Linked DNA regions of Homo sapiens: region 2 is linked to region 1. Evidence: chromatin contacts called from ENCODE Hi-C or POLR2A ChIA-PET data. All regions are on one chromosome and are shown on one strand. The core of a region is the stretch at or near the end of the contact, and the rest is flanking DNA. Distances in the headings are between cores, read along the strand shown. Region 1 has its middle 6.0 kb from the start of FCGBP. Region 2 has its middle 11 kb from the start of LINC01480.

Region 1 (4,584 bases), core at 312-2,811:
GTGGAAATTCAATTATGATGAAAAACCTCTATCTTTTTTGTAATGTTGGCATACTTGGGGGATTTAGTGGCAAATACATTCCCCAGCAGGCCTTTTGTTGGTTGCACTAACTGCAAGGTTGCTGGGAAGTAGAGTCCATTTGGTTGATGAGCTTTGACTGCGGTTTTGGAACCTTACCTCTCCTCCTTAGCCCAATATGCTGTCTCGGGTCCTATTCAAATAAAGTTATTTCTCCTGGTCTAAAAAAAAAAAAAAAAAAAAAAAGAATAAGGAGAATGAAATCTCTTGGCTGGGAGTGAGACAGCTGGCTGGCTTCCTATTTTGAGGTGGTTTAGTGAAAAAGAACAAAAGCCCCTTACTCAAGCTGTAGCTTGTCTGCAGCAGGATAATTAAGGAATCAGAGAGACCGTGGGGTTGAGGAGGAATTATTTAATTATTCAGGTGCACCGACCCAGTCAGATTAACATCCAAAGGACTGAGCCCTGAACAAAGAGTCAAGCTACCTTTTAAGCATTTCGTGGGGCTGGGGGAGATCTGTGCAGGGGGAAGCATATCACAGAAGTGAGAAACAAAGACAGTCATTCAATTGAGACATGCATTATATCATTTTTTTTTCAAGGAACAGCATGTTTTACGACTTGAGATTATCTGTCTAGTGATCTTACAGCTGCACAGCTAGAGAAACAGAGTCTTCACAATGCCTGGGAAAGGGAGAGATAAGGCTCACTAGCCATAGAAAAACAGGCAGTTAATTTTAAAGGACTCCAGCTCTTTCTCTTCCTCAGGGGGAATTGGGTTTTCTTACATACAACTAAGTTTTGCTTACACATTCTTTATTTCTTTTAATTCCTGTTCTATACCTAACCTCCAGCCAGTCAGCATCAGAGGCCCAAGAAGCTATTAACCACAAGTTCCTGCTTTAGGGGCTTAGGGACTTCCCCAGGAAGCCACAGGAACAGCTTAGGTTTCAACTTACAGTGATAATTTCCTTATTTCAATGCTAAAAATCATGCTCAGAGGTAGAGATTTAAAATGCCAATATTACATGCAATGTATGAAAAACCATGTTGAACCATTGTGCAGGCGCCAAGAAATCCCTTGTTAACACATGATGACAGGCACATCATGGCATCTGGACCCCTACAAGACAGATCGACTTGCTCCCTGTGGGGAGCAGCCTACCCTTTTCCTTTCACGGTGCTGACCTCCCTTCTGCACAAACGGAAACAAACTTTTTTTTTTTTTTCTCTTTAATACTGTGTCTGGTAATCTCACTTGATTTCTATCTTAGGAGACTACAACAAGCCAGGATGATGGTAACATCTCTGTCAAGATGACATAGATTTATTTTTCCTGGCTCCTCTCTGCTAAAAACCCTGGAATAACATAACAGACATTCTTAAGAGGACTCTGAAAGATAAAAAGAAGGAAAACTGACAAGGGCCTTAGAACTCGAGAAACATCTCAGTGGCCCAGCATCTCTCAATTTCCCACCCAACGACAGGACGTGGTCTAGATCCAGCATCTCCCCAGCCCCCTATCCAGCGGCAGAAAGCACCCAGGTAGGTGCTTTCCCCACCCTAGTGGATGGCAGAGATGAAGGAAGAGCCCTGCTGGCACCACGCAGCCCAGGGAAGTACTCTCCACCCTTTTGTGCCAGTGTCTCCTACTCCTAACGTAGCAGCACCAAGCAGGCCCCAAGAAAATGCTTTTAACCTCCATTGGTGGTACTAACAGGAATTGGGTATGAGCTCAACCAGCACCAGGCAAATGAAATAGACCGGAATAATAATGCAAGGGCTCTGAAAACTAAATTGTCATTGGAATCATAGCACACAAAAGTAGGCCAGGACCTGCATGCTAACCTAAAAACAGTGACTGCTAAAATGGAAGAGTTAAATAGGATCCAGGGTCTCCTCTCATAATACCAGAAATGTCCAGGATATAATTTAAAAATCATACATAATATGAACAACCAGAAAAATCACAACTTGAATGAGAAAAGCCAATCAACAATCTAACACTGAGATGAAAGATTTTAGAATTATCTGACAAAGATCTAAAGTAGCCATCATAAAAATGTTTCACCAAGCAAGTAGAAATTCCTTGCAAAGATGGGAAAGAAAAGAAAATCTCACCAAAGAAATGGAAAGTATGTTCTTAAAGAATCAAATGAAAATGATAAAACTGAAAAATACAATAACTAAAATAAAAACTCACTGGAAAGGCTCAAGAGCAGAGCAACTATGACAAAGGAAATAAGAAGTGAACTTGAAGATAGAACAATAAAAATTACCCAATCCAAAAAACAGAGAGACAATCAACTTTAAAAAAGAGAAACAGAAAATGACTAACAAGGGCTCAGAGAACCTGCAGGACAATTATAAAATAGCTAACATTTGTATTATCAGATTAACAGAAGGAGAAAAGAAAGTGGGGCTGAAAAATATTTGAAGAATAATGACCAAACCTTCCCAAATTTGGCAAAAGACATAAACCTACAGATGCAAGAAGCTAAACAGAATAAATCTGACGGATTCCATGCCAAAACACAGTATAACTAACTTATGAAAACAAAGGCAAACAATGAAACTATCTTGGAAGCAGCTAGAGAGGAATTATAAATTGTCTATAGGGAACACTGATCAAATGACAAAAAATTTCTTATCAAAAACCATGGAGAAGAAAGCCTGGAGCAATACTCTTCAAGTGCTGAAAGAAAATAACTATCTGCTGAGAATCTTTTTTTTTTTTTTTTTGAGACAGTCTCGCTCTGTCCTCCAGGCTGGAATGCAGTGGTGTGCTTTTGGCTCACTGCAACCTCCACCTCCCAGTGATTCTCCTGCCTCAGCCTCCCAAGTAGCTGGGACTACAGGCGCCCGCCACCATGCCCGGCTAATTTTTGTACTTTTATTAGAGACAGGGTTTCACCATGTTGGCCAGGCTGGTCTGGAACTCCTGACCTTGTGATCTGCCCGCCTCAGCACCCCAAAGTGCTGGGATTACAGGCGTGAGCCACTGTGCCCAGCCGAGAATCTTATATGCAGCAAAACTATCTACGGGGTATGAAGAAGAAATAAAAAGCTTTTAGATGAAGGAAGACTACAAGACTTTGCCGTCAGCAGAATTATTTTTAGAGAATGATTAAAGGAAGTTCTCCAAAGTCCAAATGATTACAGGAAAAGGCTCAGAACTTTAGAAAGGAAGGAAGAACAGCAGAATGGACAAAAATAGTGATAACTATAGCAGATTACCCTTCTCATGAGTTTTTAAAAATCGTAGTTGGTTGAAGCAAAAATTATAGTATTATCTGATGTCTATAGGAAGAGACAATACTTAAAATAGTTATATGTGTATACACACACACGCATATGTATAAGTGGGAGGGTAAAAGGATCTATATGGATGTAAAGTTTCAACACTTCAATCAAAGTGGTAAAATATTCATAAGTTGGATTATAATCAGTTACATATGTATATTGTAGTACTAGAGCAAGTGCTAAGAAAATTCTACAAATTATGTATTCGAAAATAATATGAATCAAAATGGAATGCTAAAAAATGCTCATGTAACTCACAGGAATGCAAGAAAAAATAAGAATGAGAAATGGAACAAATGGAAAATGAATATTAAAATGTTAATCTTAAGTCCAAACATATCAATAACTACTTTAAATGTAAATAGTCTATCTCCTTACATGAAATAAAAGGCCAGAGATTGGTAGAGTGGATTTAAAAAATGATCCAACTAGATACTGTCTCCAAAAAACTTTACTCCAAATATAACAACATAGGTAGGTTGAAAATAAAAGAATAGAAATATATATTAATTTTATTAATTTATGTTATTATAAATATAAATTTTAGGCTGGGTGCAGTGGCTCACCCCTGTAATCCCAGCACTTTGGGAGGCCAAGGCAGATAGATCACTTGAGGTCAGGAGTTCAAGACCAGCCTGGTCAACATGGTGAAACCCCGTATCTACCAAAAATACAAAAATTAGCCAGGCGTGGTCACAGGTGCCTGTAATCCCAGCTACTTGGGAGGCTGAAGCAGGAGAATTGCGTGAACCTGGGAGGCAGAGGCTGCAGTGAGCCGAGATCATGCCCTTGCACTCCAGCTTGGGCAACAGAGCGAGACTCTGTCTAAAAAATAAATAGATAAATAAATAAATAAATATATATATAATTTTAAATATAAATTTTTAAAAGGAAGGAAGTACTATATTAATACGAAAATACTTTCCTTCAGAGCGAAAAACATTGCTAAAAACAAAGGATCATTCTGCCAAGACATTGCAATCCTAAGGTATATGTACCAAACAACAGAGATTCAAGTACATGAAGCAAAAACTGATAGAGCTGAAAGGTGAAATAGACAAGTCCACAAATATAGTTGGAGAATTAAAAACGTCAGTCTCACCAAATTGATAGAACTACCAGGATAAAATATGTGAGAATATCAAAGAACTGAATAACAGCATCAATCAACAGGATCTAATTGATATTTATAGAATGCTCTATTCAACAATAGACAAATCCACAAATACATTTGGGAAATTCAAAGACTTGCTCTTGTTAGCAA
Region 2 (4,901 bases), core at 973-3,472, 1.6 Mb before region 1:
AATATTAAAAGCCCAACAAATAAAAAAAGTTCTAAATCTATAAAATTGACCTCAGTCTGTATATTTAGATGAGTCATGTGTATATAGCGTTTCACTTCAAAATATATGATAAATCTCTCATTCATTGGCTTAAAAATAAACACTTCAATCAAGTCTTTATCAGAAAAATTGAAACGTTAACTCAATTGCCTTTTAGTTCATGTGACTTTACAAAACTTAAAACAATAAAGTCAGTTTTAAAAATTATTAGTAAAGTAAAAGAAAAATATCTTCACAATGTAGACATTTTGTCCACATGAGACATGTGAAATATTGCCATTACTAAATATTTGCAGGTCAAAAACTGTTTCCAAAACATTTTAAATAATCATCTGGCCTGTCTGTTTTAGAGCATTCAATTCTAGCTGAGGTCTGGGGACATGTGAAAGGAGCCACGGCCCGACTCCGTGCTGGGAAGAGTCAGACATTTTCCACAGCTCTGTCCTTTGCTGTGGGCTCTGCAACTCCTACCAATTAAAATTGCTTACGTTTTTGTTTTATTTTTACTAAAGAGGGGTTCCTAAAAGCTAACATTATACTGAGTATATGTAACTAAAACTACTAAGAAAACAATTTCACAATTATACAAATGTGCCAAGTAAATGAAAAAATAAACTGTATTTTAATAAAGGTTATAAAAAGAAAAACATATAGTGGTGTGAGGACTGTCTCAGGTCTTCACTGAGCAAGGGATCATGACATTCTATGGCGGACAGCTGACCTTGGCTTTCTGCTCCTCTTGATTATGTCTACTAAGTGACATACTTACTCTTTTTCCACCTGTCTTGCCTCTAAGGGTAACAGGTTTTATGAGATCCCTCCTAGTGCTTTGCAGGTCAGCCTCCCTTTGCTGCATTCCAATTTTACTGCCTATACCCTCCAGCTGGCTTTTGATGACAAAAGTCCTGGTCCCAGCCATTCTCAGATTCTGTCATCCCCGTGGGCACTATGGAGCTCAGCACTATGGGAGGTTCCCCAAAAATCTCGTTTTCTATGAGGAATGGCCACCACCTGCATCTCAGTGATGCTAGTGACCCCTTTCCTACTCCTGTGCTCACTGGTCCTCATGAAGATCCTGGTTGGTCTGTAGCCCCCTATTTTTCCTATTAAAGAGAAATTACAGTAAGACCAATTTGTGTGCAAAATCAATTTTAGGCTTATTACACTTGGCCTGATAATTTGCATAAAATGCAGCAAGAATTCATCGGCCATATAGGCTACTTTTGAGTTAATTTTCCTGGGTTTTTACCTAAAAATATACTATTTTGGTTAGAGTCTTGTGAAAATAACCAATGTGTTCAATTGTTTTATTTTAAAAGGCTCTTACTGAACACTATAAATATGTATAAGTTGAATATACAAACTATATTGTCATAAAATCACAACCCAAAATGTGGAGAACGCAGAGGGAAAGGTAAATTTGCTCGCAAAAACATACTTCACCCAAATAACTGGAAAAAAAAAAAGACTTTCATGACCCTTCTTTAACCAGAGCAGCAGCTTTCAAACAAGATGTTTGCCTTGGAAATGCCATTCACAAGCCAAACGGCCCTTGAGAGCTGTCTGTCAGGCACTGTAGAATCTAGCAGCTCCTCACAGAGTTAGAAATAGTTTCAGGAAAGAGATTCCCTGCTTTTAGTAACTGCACTTTATATTCCCAGATAGCGAGATTGTATGTAAACCATTTTTATCTTATTCTGGAACTCTTTTGGGTACTTTTTTTTTTTTTTTAAATGATGGAGTCTGGCTCTGTTGCTCAGGCTGGGGTGTAGTGGTGCGATTTCAGGGTATGAGAAAATGCAGCTGGACCTGGCTCTTTCCAGGAAGACCCTCACAGCCAAGGAGTCCAAAGCCTGGGGTTTTCATCTAATTCCAGTGTGACTGGGGTAGGAGCAGCTTTGGTGCTGGGTGTGTGTGTGTGTGTGTGTGTGTGTGTGTCTATGCCTGTGTCTGTTTAGGGTGTTAGGCTCGTGGTTGTCTAGATACAAATGTCCCAGGGCTCAGGAGCCCCAGGGTTATGTCAGGGGCACCAGATGAAGGTGTCAACAGAAGTTAGGGCACAAGGGACAAAGGTGAGAGCAAGGTTAGATTCATTTAGGTGCAAGAAATCATAGAGGGAGGAGGGAGAGGAAGGCCTCCTGCTACCACCGAGGAAGAAGCGCAGCTTAAGGCAGAAAGCCTGTCCGGAGAGGAAGTGAGTTTGAGGGCAGGGCTCTCTGGGTAAAGTACGGTCTGGGACACCAGCCTGGGGGAAGGGTACAGAATGCAGAGTGGCCTGGCGTGGGGACTAAGAACAGAGGAGAGCAGCTTTCACTGGGAGGGTCAGTGTTTTCAGTGTCCAGCACTGAGCAAGGTGAGATTTGGGCAGCTTGCTGTGAAATAAGGTCAGGCTCTGGCATTGTCCCCATTGCGTGTGTGTGTGAGGGGCACTTTGGGAGAGTGAACTCTCCACCTCCATCCTCTCATACGTCCTTCAACCGAGCTTGCCAGTTACCCTGATTCCAAGGAGATCTATTTATTGTTGACAATACTGGATCCTAGCAGAGGCTGGGTAGGAGCCTGGGCACAAGCAAGTGGAGGAGGGGGCCTGGGCCTGAAAGACCTGGGAGGTTTGAGAGAGGACACAGCCCACAGAATGGAGCAGATGGGGTAGAGTCGGCAAGCATTCAGGGCTCCTAGTAAGTTGGACAATGGAGACCCTGAAAGATCCAGTAAAACGGGGAGAACAAACAGGTCCCCAACTCACATCCTTGCAGTGCCTGGAGCTTCAGACTCCAGACAGGTGGGGAAGGAAAATTGAGGGATGTGAACATGTTGGAGAATGTCGTGCCCTGAAGAATGAAGAAAAGGGGGGTGAGGAATGAGAGCAGGAACGGCTTCCAGTGCCTGGTGCCCAGGAGAACTCAGAAAATGGGTGTGGTGGAGAGGAATCGAGGAACCGGAAGTGGTGGAAGTGTGCAGGGCCCCTCCGAGATCACTGTGACTGCCAGGCGTCCTCCCTGGCTGGAGAGCTTCACTGTCCTCCTTCCCAGCCAAAATGTGTCCCTTGAAAGCTTCCTCCCCAATGGACTGGTTCTGGGTCCTATATATTTGAAGGGGTGGCCTGCCTCTCCACACCTGTGGGTATTTCTAGTTGGGTGGGAGGAGAGACAGAGAAAAGAAATAAGACACAGAGACAAAGTATAAAGAAACAACAGTGGGTCCAGGGGACCAGCACTCAGCACACCAAGGGCCTGCACCGGCACCGGCCTCTGAGTTTCCTCAGTTTTTATTGATTATTATTTTCATTATTTCAGCAAAAAGGAATGTAGTAGGAGAGCAGGGTGATAATAAGGAGAAGGTCAATGAAAAACATGTGAGCAAAAGAATCTATATCATAATTAAGTTCAAGGGAAAGTACTATGCCTGGACGTGCACTCAGGCCAGATTTATGTTTCTCTCCACCCAAACATCTCAGTGGAGTAAAGAATAACAAGGCAGTATTACTGCAAACATGTCTCACCTCCCGCCACAGGGCAGCTTTTCTCCTATCTCAGAGTTGAACAAATGTACAATTGGGTTTTACACCGAGACATTCAGTTCTGAGGGGCAAGCAGGAGACAGTGGCCTTCCTCCATCTCGACTGCAAGAGGCTTTCCTCTTTTACTAATCCACCTCAGCACAGACCCTTTATGGGTGTTGGGCTGGGGGACAGTCAGGTCCTTCTCATCCCATGAGGCCATATTTCAGACTATCACATGGGGAGAAACCTTGGACAATACCCCGCTTTCAAGGGCAGAGGTCCCTGCGGCTTTCCACAGTGTATTGTGCCCCTGGTTTATTGAGACTAGAGAATGGCAATGACCTTTACCAAGTATACTGCTTGTAAATATTTTGTTAACAAGGCACATCCTGCACAGCCCTAGGTCCCTTAAACCTTGATTTCATACAACACATGTTTTTGTGAGCTCCAAGTTGGGTCAAAGTGGCTGGGTCAAAGTGGCTGGGGCAAAGCTACAAATTAACAACATCTCAGCAAAGCCATTGTTCAAAGTACAGGTCTTTTTCAAAATGGAGTCTCTTATGTCTTTCCTTTCTACATGGACACAGTGACAGTCTGATCTCTCTTTCCTTTCCCTACATATATTCATGGACCACAGTCTTCAAGGAGTCCATTTCCTCACTGTTTTTGGTTTGATTTCTCTGAAATTAGGAAATGCCCCATTGAGGCACCCAGGATTGTCTTTACTTCCCCCAGAGCTTCCACTCCTGAGGCAGGAGCTTCTCAAACACCCCCCAAGACTCAACACCTAATTTCACCCTCTGAAACCTTCCCATTTCTTAAATCCAGGCAGGGTCATGGTCCTTAGCCCCTCAGATGCTGTGGAGACCTTCTTTCCCTTTCATACATTCTCTCAAGATTAAAAGCCACCCCTCCTCAGCACACACCCCAGAGACTCACCCCAACATGCATTGCAAATCACCCTGGAAACAGTCATAAGACCACACTCATTTAATAATATTTTATTTATCAAAAGACACTCTTTCTCAGGTAAGTGAAGTTCTGGAGAGGAAAAGAGGAGTCCTGATGTAAATTGCCCTGCAGGCCTTGCTGAGATCACAAGGAGATTGTTACTGCAGCTTGTAGCACAATAGTAAATTTCTTCTCTGGATGGAAGTTCAACAATCCAGATCGTAGTATATTCCTTTTCATTATGCTCAGTCCAGCAAATGTGATGATAACAAATTCCTTTTCATGATCATCCATTCAGCAGAGAAAATGTTTGTAAATGTGTTTTCATGAAGATGTTTACCATAACATACAGGATTTACCATTATCAATGCATCCACAAACTCTGCTGTTGTTTTTTATACATAATTTT

What was found. Hi-C counts contacts between places; a loop is a spot of excess contacts on that map. ChIA-PET counts read pairs that join two places held with the same protein, here RNA polymerase II (POLR2A). Pooled maps may share reads with other maps.
Region 2: a loop to region 1 is called in a pooled map, with 3 times the contacts of the local background. The contact joins two enhancer-like sites. A Hi-C loop is called at or near these places in 4 of 50 pooled maps. POLR2A ChIA-PET finds 5 or more read pairs at or near these places in 2 of 52 experiments (activated B cell and activated T-cell).

Annotation. Positions count from the first base shown.
Region 1 is chr19:39,938,313-39,942,896 of GRCh38, reverse strand. It overlaps the pseudogene PRR13P5. Among named protein-coding and RNA genes, the nearest start is that of FCGBP, 6.0 kb to the right of the region's middle. RefSeq lists enhancers at 959-1,048, 1,149-1,228. Within about 2 kb of position 1,561, at least 12 of the 41 ENCODE cell types and tissues checked have a DNase peak (open chromatin) inside an H3K27ac peak, as active enhancers do.
Region 2 is chr19:41,543,837-41,548,737 of GRCh38, reverse strand. No RefSeq gene overlaps it. Among named protein-coding and RNA genes, the nearest start is that of LINC01480, 11 kb to the right of the region's middle. Within about 2 kb of position 2,222, at least 13 of the 41 ENCODE cell types and tissues checked have a DNase peak (open chromatin) inside an H3K27ac peak, as active enhancers do.